Linked DNA regions of Mus musculus: region 1 is linked to region 2. The links are chromatin loops, found by intact Hi-C in ENCODE. Cell type or tissue: left cerebral cortex. All regions are shown on one strand. Links, peaks and the distances in the headings refer to the core of each region. The heading gives the core; the rest is flanking DNA.

Region 1 (6,877 bases), core at 1,116-6,115, 94 kb before region 2:
GATAGTCAATATATACCTGAATTCCAAAAAGTAGGCTCTATTGCCCATGAAGGAATGGACTTGCCAGTGAGAGAGTAAGAGCAAGTAGGCAAGGAGCAAGCTTCCTTCTTCCAAGCCCTTTATATATAAACTGTAAGTAGAACCTGTGGCTCAGAGTAAAGGTATATCTTCCCACCTCAAAACAGCTAACTGAAAAATGGGTCTCCCTATTTCAAATGATTTAATCAAGAAAAAAAAATCCCTCAGAGGTGTACCCAGCCACTTGGTTTTAGTTAATTCCACATATAGTCAAGTTGACAACCAAGAATTAGCTATCACATGGGTTAAATGCCTATAAAAGTTTATTGGCAAAACCAAGGTAAGTCCTGATTTGGCTTGTGAGCGTCATCTGCAGGGACTTTCAGGATTAAAAAAAATAATTAAAAACTTTAAAATTATACTTATTTATGTTTGTGTATGCATATGTTGGTCAGAGGACACCATGTGGTTTCTGGGGATCAAACTTAGATTGTCAGGCTTGGAGGCAAGAGGCCCTACCTATGGAGCTATTCTACTGATCTCTTTTTCATATATATATTTTGAAACAGCATCTTTGGTGTACCTTCACCTTACTGATTCGAACATAGCAAGAATATATTTTATATGTTTAATTAAAATAAATAATTTTCTTTTGGGATAGAGCCTCATGTGATTATCTGATGGCCTTGAACTCCATATATAGCTAAGAATGACCTTTAATTCCTGATCCTCCTGCCTCTACCTCCTGAATGTTCGATTATAGGTATATACCAGAAAGCCTTGTCACACACTAGACAATCTCTCTACCTATGAGATACGCCCCCAGCTTAAGAAAAGTTTTTTAAAGGGACAGTATAGCCAAATTGTTCAGCTACTGAAAAATGTGTTTCTAGATGCTGTCTTAATTGTTATGAATAAAGGAGAAGGGGATGTGGATACAGCTCTGTGGTAGAGTGCCTGCTTAGTACTAGCCAGGCTCTGTGTTCCATCCCCAACACCACAAACCAAACCAACAAGACCCCAAAGAAATAGAGGAGAGAAACTGGGCCTAACAGAAGTGATAGAGATAAAGCCACCCCAGCAGGGGATTTGGATTGTTGATATAATGAAAGAAAGGGATTTTCCCAGAGAGTTGTGGAAGTGCTAAATCTCCTCTTTCTTCACCTAATTACAGTCTCATATATATATATATATATATACACACACACACATACACACACACTGTAAACTGGCATGTTGTCATTCAGAGGAACTGTGATGGGGGAAAATGTCCTGAGATGTCACAGCTGCTCACAATCATGTTTAAATCAAACCAAACCAAAAACCAAACCAAAAGCCAAATCAAACTAACCCCCACCCCCAGCAAAAGATAGAAATATATTTCTTAGAGATAGAGTGGGGAAGTTTTCACATAGCAGAAAGTGAAATCCCAGGAAAATTTTAAATTGAAGTTTGATTTATCACTGGCTTCATGCTTTCTCCTCAGTACAGAGAGAAACAGGAAACAATTTATGTCCTATGAGTTCTGCAGCCTATGAATCATGTAGAAGAAGCATTGCTGTCCAGGTTGCATTTTGTTTCATTTCAAAAGTAAAAGTTTCCAACACGTGGCCTGTTCCTTCAAGGAAAATGGGGAGGGGAGAAGGAATGGGGCGGGGGCATTTTCCTTCTGTTTCATTATTCATTGATTTGTCAGTATGAGAAAGCCTTACTGTGCGCTTAGGTACTTCTCTTAGCATGTGACATACATATGTTTATCCTCAAAATTATCCTTTGAGCATTGCTACCACACAGAATTCTTAGGGAAAATATAAAAAGTTTAGGAACAAATTTTGTTTCATTCTGTAATTAAAATATGCATCATTGAAACAGCTTCCCGATAAATTATCAATGTGAAAATTCCCAAGAACTAGAATAATTTCTAAATTATTTGTTGTGTTTTAGAAATTGATAGATTAAAAACAATATGGCACCACTGTCAAAATAATGCCTTAAAGTGTTCTAGGAACATCCCAGTTACAATTCCAGGGGACTCCTACTTCTTTTCTTCAAATCTGCCCCATACCCACAATGCAGGTAGGAGCATCCTAGAGGGATCAGGAACTGACAACCTTTCCTTTGGTGATTCCTTGGGTACTTCTTTGCCTTTTTTCTTTTTCATTTTCTTTTTCTTTTTCTTTTTTTTCTTCTTTTTTTCTTTTTCTTTTTTTCTTTTTCTTTTTCTTTTTTAACAGTGTCTCTCACTGGCCTGGAATGTGCAAATCAGGCTAGGGTGTCTGGCAAGTGAGCCCCAGGGTTCCATCTGTCTTTGCCTCCCTAGCTCTGATCTCATAAGTGTGCACCACCACACCCAGGTTCCTAGTCAACCCCCTGCACTCTCCCTCTCTCCCTTTTTCTTTCCTTCCTTCCTTCCTTCCTTCCTTCCTTCCTTCCTTTCTTCCTTCCTTCCATGTATGCATATGATGGATATGTGCATGCGTATTTCTATGTGTATTCTTGTGTGTGAATGTGAGAATGCAGGTGACATGGAGCGTGTGTAGACTTCAGAGGACAACCTAAGGTGTGAGTTCTCACCTTTCACCTTGTTTATGACAGGATCTCTTTGGTGTTTGCCACTGCATATACCAGGCTATCTAGTCTTCCAGTTTCTACACAGCTGGCTTTACATTATTCAGGGGATTCAGATACTCACACTGTCAAGCATTTCACTGACTGAGCCATCTCCCCAGTCCTCAACAATTTACAGTTAAAAAACAATTGCATTGTTCCCCGTGTTTTCTTTTACAAACAAGGTCACTGGAAATGGCATCAATTTATATCAAAACACTTCATTGTTATTTGAAAACAGTTTCCTTATATTTACACACCTGATGCAACCTGAAGACACCCCCAGCTTTGAGATGCTCATTCAAATAGCAGAGCCTGGATTAAACAAACGTCTACAAGGCAAAAACTAAGCATTGCCTGGGTGATTCCTTTGTCGTTCATTGTCAATGGGTTCCCAGGCTTGGATGTGGTCTTAGTGGACCCATGTGATAATAGTATCTGTTAGGAGATACACTGTGAATGCTAAACCTGATAAAATCCAAGTTTTCCTATCATTGCTTGCTATATAGGTTCAAAACATAGACCCTTTTGGTAAGTTAGTAAAATACCAAGAAGAATAATTATTGGGTATAAAAATAGCAAAAAAGACCAGTAGGTAAGGTAGTTAAAATTCCTTTGCAGTACAGCCTATGAAATCTTCCTTTCCTTTATTGATGACCCCACATAGTATTCCACCACCACCAGGCCCCCCCACCCCCCGCCGATTCTTTTTGTGATGGTAAGCTGTGGTGTAGGAGCAAACACAATCCACAATTCCTTAAAATCAACTTGACATTGTGTGTGTGTGTGTGTGTGTGTGTATGTGTGTATTGCTTATCTATGCATTCTTGTGTGTGAAGGTCAGAGGTTGACATTGGGAGTCTTTGTCTTATATCTCCACCCTATTTTTTTTTTTTTTGAGACCACATATCTCACTGTTTCAGTTAGGTAGACCATCAAGCCACCAGAGATTGGCTTGACTTTGCTTCATGGTGACAGTTCTTTCAGTTACAGGTACAAATCCCCACATCCAGCTTTTGTGTGGGCACAGGTGATCTGAACTCAGGTTCTCCTGTTAACAGAAATAACACTTCATTCACTCAATCATCTGCCCAAAACCCCTAAGTTTTCCTCTTGTTCAGTTTATGTGCTGCCACCTGTTGGTCCCAAGTGACCTTGTTCATCACACTAATGTGGGAATCCAGGTCCATGGAGATGAGGGAGAAATGACAATCCTAATGGGCTCCTAGGGCAGCTCTCTAGAATTTTGTGTCTTTTACTGTATTAGTTACTTTTTTGCTGTTTTGACCAAATACCAGATAAGAATCAGCCCCTATACCCAGGGACATGGTTGAGAAAGAAAGAGGGCTTATGATGGACACATTCCTGTGACTCCACAGAGTTTTCTTATTTTGGGCAGGGACAGGCAGGGCAGAGAGGTCAAGGGTGGAATGAAGATCTGAGAACAACCTCTCTTTTCAAATAATAGAAATGGTGATATATGGCAATACATTATGATAAAATATCTTTTACATCCTAAGAGACTAGAATTTTTGCTGGACCTGACAGCCAGAGTTAATACACCTTGAGGTCACTTAAAACTGCTTTCCTACTGTGTACTCAGCCCATTTGATTAACCTGGCTGTAAGAAGAGAACAATGTAGCAATCAACCTTACTTACCTTGACTTTCCCATATGACCAATTTTTACAACCTAAGCTAAAGCATAGCTATAATCTTAAACTATGCAATCTTCCATGCCCCTGACCCAGAACAATGCATGTATATCATTTGCTGAAAGCAGCAAATACAGAAGCGAAAACAACCTTCTAAGATGAATATCCAGAATAAATGTTAAACATAAGATTTGGATATTAGCTGACAAACAATGATGCTTGTAGTATTGTTTGTTATCTTGTCAGTTGGGGTCAGTTGGAACTAGTGACTTAATCCCTTGTAAAACTCTGTGAAAGATCTCTGTAAATTATTACTCATTCCTTCCCCATGTGATGCTTTCTCTGTTATTCAATAGAAAGGGTGCAGTCCTTTGTTAGGGACATATAGAGTCTCTCTGTCTCTGACTCTCTGTCTGTTTTTGTCTCTGTCTCTCTCTCTTACACACACACACACACACACACACACACACACACACACACACACACACACTGGGGCAGGGGTAGCCACAGACATAGATAGAGATTCACAAGACAGCCTTCAGGCAGGCATAGATTCAGACTCATACAACAAACAAAGAATGGAAGACATGGGGAGCTTGATGGAGAGAATTCAAATCTGGACTAGGTTAAGTAAGTCCAAGGGGAAGTACATTTATTTCTGTCCTTAATGCAATACTGATGTATTATTGGTGACTTGGAATTGGTCACTTATGGGGATGGTTGTAGTAACTGGAGGAAGAGAGTAAGACAGAGATTTGAATAGCCCTAGAACTTCTTTAATCCAAGCATGTATTAACAGACCAAAGACATTATATACCTGTTATCAAATGAAAAATCATTTGTCAGATGAACACATGGTGTTCAAAGTTGCTTTAACAGTTTGGGGTAGGCTTGTTCCTGGGTTTTGTGGAGTCTATTGTGTATATTGAACGCCTGTAGGTCTATGAAGTTTGAGGAGGCTTTTTATGAGTGTGTGTATGTATGTATGTATACATGTGTGTGGAGACCAGAGGCTGAATGTCATTATGAACCCCTCTATCTTATTCTTTGAGACAGAGCCTCTCATTGAACCACCTGTCTAGGTTGGCTCACCAGAAATCCCTGCTGTCTCCACCTTGCCAGTGCTGGCTGTGGGGCTCAGTTTTTATATGGGTGCTGGGGATCAAACTCAGGTCTTCATGGTTGTGTAGCAAATCCTTTACTGACCAAACAACTTAACCAGCCCTGAGTAGAGTCCTTGAAAGGAAGAAAGAAAGAAAGCTTGGTGTTGTGTTCTGTTTCTGATCTGGATGTTTATAACTATGTCAGACCACTACATGGCCAATAATACTTACCTTAATCAATTCTAGTATCTCTGTGTATTGATGGAGGAATGAGCATGGATATTCAAGCCTCTCATTAAAATAATGTTTTTAATTTGTTTTTGTTTGTTTGTTTAATTAATTAATGAATTAATTATTTTTTGAGGCAGGATTTCTCTCTGTAGCCCTGGCTGTCCTGGAACTTGCTCTGTAGACCTGGCTGGCCGCAAACTCAAGTATCCACCTGCCTCTGCCTCCCAAATGCTAGGATTAAAGGCATGTGCTATTACATCAGGCCAGCCTAAAATGATGTAATACTTGCATGTACCCATACCCAATTGTTTTTTTTTTAAACTTGTTTTGCAATGTTAGGGATGAACTCACATGTTCACACATACTAAAGAAGTGCTCTGGGCTGGAGAGATGGCTCAGTGGTTAAGAGCTCTTCCAAAGGTCCTGAGTTCAAATCCCAGCAACCACATGGTGGCTCACAACCATCCAAAATGAGATCTGATGCCCTCTTCTGGTGCATCTGAAGATAGCTACAGTATACTTAGATATAATAATAAATAAATCTTAAAAAAAAAGAAGTGCTCTACTCTGAGCTATATATCTGACTACATGAGTTAGGTTTCTAGTACCCATGTCATGTGGTTCACAATCATTTGCAACTCTAGCTCCAGGGGATTTGATGTCCTCTTTTGATTTTCATGGCGTTATACTCATGTGTATAACCATACATATACATATTTAAAAATAAAATAAATAATTTTCATGGAAAAGGACTTGTGGTGGTTTGGTGCTTGGCCCATGAGAAATGTCACTATTAGGAGGTGTGGCCTTGTTAGAAGAGATATGGCCTTGATAGAGGAAGGGTGTCACAGTGGAGGCAAGGCTTTGAGGTTTCATATATTTGCTCAAGTCTGGTCAGTGTGACACAGTCTCCTCCTGGCTGTCTTCAGATCAAGATGTAGACTTCTCAGCTATTCCAGCACCAAGTCTGCCTGAACACTGCCATGCTTCCTGCTATGATGATGATGGACTGAACCTCTGAAATTGTAAGCGAGACCTAATTAAATGTTTTCTTAGATAAGAATTGCCTTGGTCATGGTGTCTCTTCACAGCAATAAAACCCTAACTAACACAGGATCCTTCACCAGTTAGTCTAAATCATGTGTTCCTCCACAAAACCCCTTCATGATGCACCTAGCTCTCAAGATGACTATGACCAACCACCTGACTTTATGACTACCATATGGGATTCTGTTTTCATACCTCTTCACAAATAATTTATAAT
Region 2 (6,877 bases), core at 1,038-6,037:
TCCTACCTACTAAGCCATCTACCTAGTACCTAGGCAATATGTATTTCTTAACATATTATATCCAGTGGGAAGCTAATGGTTAAGCTGTCCCAGTTTTCGTCTGTACTGTTCAGTTTATCACTTGGCTAAGGGATGAATGTCACAGCATTTTTTTTTATTTCTAAATTAGCTACACATTTACATTCTACTCATTAATCAGTAGGTGAAATTATGCACAGGATATTCTTTTATACTACACTCATGTCCAAACAAATGTGCAACAGATGTAAAACACACACACACACACACACACACGCACACACACACACACACATGCACACATACACAGAAGCCATTTTTGCTATGAGTGATTGTATTGTTTAAGGTAAGCTTTCACAAAGAATTATGCTTCCTGTTATTTTTAGGGATGCTTTGGGAGAATCAATCATATTGCTCCTCTTTAAGTAACACACAACTAAACCTGGGTATTTTTGCCACCTGGGAGACTTTAAAAGAAAGATGACACTTTTGAGTAAAGTAAGTGGAGGATTATCCCTTAGAAATCCAGTATGAGCAGGTTTTTCTAAGGTGTTAAAGAGAGATTTTGCAAATGCTTCCCACAAAGCCCCTGTGAGATCTTGTTCTCTTTCTACACTGTCTTGGTAGAAAAGGTAAATAAATATACCTCTTCCCTTCCCTTCCCTCCCTCCCTCCATATACTTATTCTGCAAGGGTCTTTTAAAAGATATTTTAATTCAGGATAATCACATACTTTTGATATTATCCACCTTTTGAATTCCTTCCTTTCCCTCTTCTCCCTAAGTTGCTTTTTTTCTAAACTAGTCTCCTTCTACCTTCACACCTACTCATCTGTATGATTCAATATGTAGATGGATTCTAGGGTCCACAGATGAGAGAAAACATGTTATCTTTCTTTATTTTCTTAATATGATGATCTCTAATTGTATCCAGTTTTTCAGGAAATGAGAGAGCTTTATTTTTCATTGTTGCTGAATAAAGCCGTTTTATGTGTACACAGCACATTTTGTTTATCCAGTCATCTGTTGAAGGACACCTAGCCCCTGTCTTGACCACTGTGAACTGTACAGAAGTAAACATGGATGTGCAGGGGTCTTTGTGGAAAGCTGATGTAGACTGTTTTCAGCATAGTCCCAGAAGTGATACAGCCCAGTCATATTACCCAGGATTTCTGAATTCAGAAAGCTATAAGAAATGAACCAAGGCCCCCATTATGATAGCATCATGCTATACTTGGGTAAAGTTATAAAAAAGTGCCAACCTCCAAGAAAAATACACATTCAAAGACCTTGTACTGATATGTAGTTCTCTCCCTCCCGCTCTCCCTCCCTCCCTCTCTTTCTTCCCATCTCCATCTTTTGGATTAATGATTTTTTAAGATTATATTATTTTATGTGTATGGCTATCCTGGCTGCATGTATGTATGTGTACCTTATGCATACCTGTTGCCTGTGGACTTCAGAATAGGATGCTGAATATTCTAAAACCATAAGTGCTGGGAACTGAACCCCTGGGTTCTTAGCATAAGCAGCCAATGTTCTTAACTCCTGAGACATCTTTCCAACCCCCTCTTTTGGCTTTTTCAGAAATCATGTAGCTCAGGATGGCCTTAAATTTGATATCCCTCTATATTGGCTTCCTGAGTCATGAGATTATAGGTGTACATTACTATGCTACCTCTGATATAGATTTTTTTTTTTTTTAGAGACAGGATTTCTCTGGATAGCCCCTTGGCTTTCCTGGAACTCACTCTGTAGACCAGACTAGCTTTGAACTCAGAAATCCGCCTGCCTCTGCCTCACAAGTGCTGGGATTAAAAGAATGCACCACCACTACCTGGCCTGATATGAATTTTTTAAAAGATAAGTTTCCACTATGTAATCGTGGCTGGCCTGGAACTTACTGTGTAAGTCAGGGTGGTCTCGAATTCACAGAGATCTGTCTGTTTCTGCCTTCCAAGTCCTGGAATTAATATAATGTACCACAAGTCACGTCCAATTTGAATCTTTAAAGGCCCCCAATAATTTAAAAAAGAAACCTAATTGATTGGCATTTGGAGACACTAAAACAAGGATAGAAAAATCAACATTTTCTCTGCACATGAATGTTCTTGCATGTGGCTTTTTTTTTTTTAAGATTTAAAATTTGATCTATGTCTACCTCAGGGAAAAGAATGATTTTGGGCAAAATCTGGATCCATATTTCTCAGGAATATTGCCTGAGAAGTCAATTACAATGATATTAGGCCGGGTATGTCCCTGACTTAAGTGGTGGCCAAAGGATTAGCTAGCTGGCTGTAGAAAAGATTCTGCACACATGTAAACACATCAGTCAGCTGGTTCACAGTCTGGTTTTATCTACTTGTGTGCTGATTTACCTCATCAATCAATGTCACATTGTGGAACACATCTTAGATTTATAACACATGTGTAATTGTGTCTGGCACAGCTAGGAAACCATCAGGGGGCTGTTATCATGAATTAAACTCCAGACTTGCTTTGAGTTTTATTCATTTTCTCATAGAAATCCTGTTGCCTCACCTTTTCCCTCCCTCCTGCGTGCCTACAGTCCAGCCATCCTGCCCAGCAGCTTACATACAGTTGGGTCATCCTCATGTTCTTGGCTGCGAGGTTTCTTCATATTGCCCTTATTTTTCATGTTTTGAAGTTTTTGCAGAATGTTCTCCAGTGGTTTTCTTGATGTATCTCCAATGATCAGTGTATTGAAGGGTTTTGAACAGAGGTGAGGTGATTTTTGTCAGGGCCCAAACTTATGGGCATATTATAGCCCCATGGTGTTATCTAATGATGCTGACCTTGATCACCTGATTAGGTAACACTGCACTGGGAACTCACTTTCTATTTTCTCTTTCTATATTCTATTCTCTGGCCTTGAGTCACTAAGTTCTTTGTGATAATTTTTAGGGGGACAGTCTATGTCCATGAGTATGTAGGTGTGTGTGTGTATGTGTGTGTGTGTGTGTGTGTGTGTGTGTGTATCTATCAAGAGAGATAAACAAAAAGGATTGTGTTAATATATTTGGAGGTACAAGAGGCTTTGAGTTACGTGGGAATGAGAAGGATGACATGTAGCATTGAGAAGGTCTCATAGTGGCAGAAAGGATGAAATCAGTATAAGAAGACTACTTTTTCACTGCTTCTCCATTTTATTTTTTAAGAAACAAGATGTTTTTGTATAGTCTAGGTTGCCTCTTTAGGATGCAGTCCAGGCTGGGTTTGAAATCATTATTATGCCTTAGCTTTCTGAGGGTTGGAATGACAGGTATCTGATATCACACCCAAATTCAGGCTGTGTTTCAACACTTTTTCATTTGAGGATGTAGTTCCTGATGTTGACAATAGTGCTTACGATGTCACCCACCATTCTGGCTATCTACATGGCATTCCACAGTGCCCTGCAGACAGTGGATTATCTATGCCCTTTTTTGTGTTTGTTATGGGTCAGAAAGCAGAAGTACACGGCTTCATTAATTGTTCAAGGACTTCAAACTGTTTCAAAGAAAACAATGGCTCTGATCAAATGTAGCAGAGGTTGCTCAGTATATGCCAAGGACTGTTTTACAATGACATCCTTAGCCCAAAATGGTTGTCATTAGTTTAATGCCAATAGCATATTCTTTGGAATAGGACACCTCATGCCTCCCATATTTCACTCCCTCCAGGTGCTCATAGTTCTTCAGACTCTGCTGTGATTATGAGAATAAAAAGATTCTATCTCAGCCTGACCTTCTAGCCCCAAAAGGAGATAAAAGCAAACCCTCCTCCTCTGTAGACAGGGCTAATTGCATCTTTGTACCGTGGAAATGAATGATATTTTAAGAAGTAAGATCTCACTCTCTTAGGAGCTGAACAAGTACCCTCTTAGCTTCTGCAGAAGTTTCCACAGCAACGCAAGTTGGAGTACTTCCCCCACTTCCCAGCCTCCCCTAAAATCTGCTCCAACAAATTGTCTTAGAAAAAGAGCTGGCAAATGGTGTCTTTCACTGGCTGAGAATGTCATTATCTTTGATCTGTGTAAAAGCAGCTCCCAAATGAGATGCAAACTGAGTTGCTTTTAAGAAATCAAGTCGTGGGAAGAATAAAAGCTATCAAACTCGAGTTCTCATCCAGCCAAATGGGATTCAGAACTAAAAATAAAAGCCTCTTTTCTTTTGTGGGGAAGAAATGAAACCCAGCCCCGACTGACCCTAGAGGCTACAGTACCCAAGCCAAGCATCACTGAACCTTGCGCTTCCGACCATCTTTGGCTCTATTGTGAAACAAAACAAAACAAAACAAAACAAAAAACTTCTCTCGTTGCTGCAACAAAATACCTGACAAAAAGCTACTTAAGAAAGAAGAATTTATTTTGCCCCAAGGCTCCAGGGTGTCTGCACGGTGGGAAGTCATAATGGCATGGATTTGAGGTGGCTGGTCACATTGCTGCTGGTCACTAGCTCACATTCTCTTTTTCATGAAGTCCATAGCCTCAAACCATAGATTAGTACTACCCACATTTAGAGAGCATTTTTCCACCTCAGTTAACCTAACCTAGATAATTATTTACAGATATGCCCAAATGTTTGTTTCCATAGTGACCCTAGATCTTGTCAAGTTGGCAATCAAGCATTGGCTTTTAGGAGGTAAGTTTTGAATGTCAATGAGCTGAGAGCTGAGTTTTGAATCTGTTGTTACCTACCATAACTCACACAGATGAAAGTGTAGTCTATGTGGTAAAGAACTGACAAGATCTTGAGACCTTATTTTTATCCTTTTGGAATATTTATTTGCTAGTTTTAATTCTGTATCTGCGTATACATATATGCATGTGACTATAGGTGTTCCTGGTGGTCAGTCATTGGATCCATTCAAGCTACGGTTAGAGACATTCATGAGCCATCTGGCATTGGTGCTAGTAACAGAACTCTGGTCCTCTGGAAGAACAGTGATTGCTTTCAACCGCTGAGCCATTTCTTCAACCCTGAAGATTTAATATTTTGCTCTCCCAGACCTTGATTTCACTGATAAACAGCATGAGCCAAGTGGAGCTGGTAAGCCCAGTGACTAGAGAAGTTCAGGGCTCTCCTGACTCCCATAGATTGTTTTAAACTGCCAGAATTATGGGTATTTCTGTAGACAGCATTGCTGCATTTACTTGGTCTGAAATTCTTCATTGGGTACCTAAAGCTTACTTGTATATATATATATCTGAGGTGGAGACCAGAAATACAAAGGGTCATGACCTGTCCCTTAGATGCATTCTATCTTGCTTCCACACAGCAGGGAAGGGATTAAAGTAATGGTGATTGTCTTAGGGTTTACTATGCTGTGAATAAAACACCATTACTAAAAGCAACTTGGTGAGGAAAGGGTTTATCTCATTTTATACTTCCAGGTAACAGACCATTGCTGAGGAAAATCAAGACAGGAAATCAAGCAGGGTAGGAAGCTGGAGGCAGAAATTGAAGAAGAAGCCATGGAAGAGTGCTGCTTACTGGATTGCTCCTGGATTACTAAACCTGCTTCTTTCTTATACAGTCTAGGACCACCTTCCCAGGATTTGTGCTCGGTTTGAATGTGTGACCCCAGGCCCTCCCACATCAAGCATTAATCAAGGAAATGCCTGATGGACTTGTTTATACCCCACTCACATGGAAGCATTTTCTCAATTGAGAGTCTCTCTTTTTTTTTTTTTTTTTCTTTCCATTTTTTATTAGGTATTTAGCTCATTTACATTTCCAATGCTATACCAAAAGTCCCCCATACCCACCCACCCCCACTCCCCTACCCGCCCACTCCCCCTTTTTGGCCCTGGCGTTCCCCTGTTCTGGGGCATATAAAGTTTGTGTGTCCAATGGGCCTCTCTTTCCAGTGATGGCCGACTAGGCCATCTTTTGATACATATGCAGCTAGAGTCAAGAGCTCCGGGGTACTGGTTAGTTCATAATGTTGATCCACCTATAGGGTTGCAGATCCCTTTAGCTCCTTGGGTACTTTCTCTAGCTCCTCCATTGGGAGCCCTGTGATCCATCCATTAGCTGACTGTGGGCATCCACTTCTGTGTTTGCTAGGCCCCGGCATAGTCTCACAAGAGACAGCTACATCTGGGTCCTTTCGATAAAATCTTGCTAGTGTATGCAATGGTGTCAGCGTTTGGATGCTGATTATGGGGTGGATCCCTGGATAAGGCAGTCTCTACATGGTCCACCCTTTAATCTCAGTTCCAAACTTTGTCTCTGTAACTCCTTCCAAGGGTGTTTTGTTCCCACTTCTAAGGAGGAGCATAGTGTCCACACTTCAGTCTTCATTTTTCTTGAGTTTCATGTGTTTAGGAAATTGTATCTTATATCTTGGGTATCCTAGGTTTTGGGCTAATATCCACTTATCAGTGAGTACATATTGTGTGAGTTCCTTTGTGAATGTGTTACCTCACTCAGGATGATGCCCTCCAGGTCCATCCATTTGGCTAGGAATTTCATAAATTCATTCTTTTTAATAGCTGAGTAGTACTCCATTGTGTAGATGTACCACATTTTCTGTATCCATTCCTCTGTTGAGGGGCATCTGGGTTCTTTCCAGCTTCTGGCTATTATAAATAATGCTGCTATGAACATAGTGGAGCATGTGTCCTTCTTACCAGTTGGGGCATCTTCTGGATATATGCCCAGGAGAGGTATTGCTGGATCCTCCGGTAGTACTATGTCCAATTTTCTGAGGAACCGCCAGACTGATTTCCAGAGTGGTTGTACAAGCCTGCAATCCCACCAACAATGGAGGAGTGTTCCTCTTTCTCCACATCCTCGCCAGCATCTGCTGTCACCTGAATTTTTGATCTTAGACATTCTGACTGGTGTGAGGTG

What was found. A loop is a pair of places that touch in the nucleus more often than their neighbours do. Peaks named below come from ENCODE experiments on the same cell type or tissue, not always from the same donor. Only the 100,000 strongest peaks of a DNase experiment are listed, where the experiment ranks them.
Region 1: it touches region 2 in a loop (2.0-fold over the local background); 2 of 42 quality-filtered maps call a loop at or near these places.

Annotation. Positions count from the first base shown.
Region 1 is chrX:77,414,864-77,421,740 of GRCm38, reverse strand. No RefSeq gene overlaps it. Among named protein-coding and RNA genes, the nearest start is that of Tbl1x, 93 kb to the left of the region's middle. In left cerebral cortex, for the core only: a CTCF peak has its summit at 3,774 (motif pointing left); no DNase peak of the experiment used is centred there.
Region 2 is chrX:77,320,948-77,327,824 of GRCm38, reverse strand. No RefSeq gene overlaps it. Among named protein-coding and RNA genes, the nearest start is that of Tbl1x, 190 kb to the left of the region's middle. In left cerebral cortex, for the core only: no CTCF peak of the experiment used is centred there; a DNase peak (open chromatin) is centred at 3,999.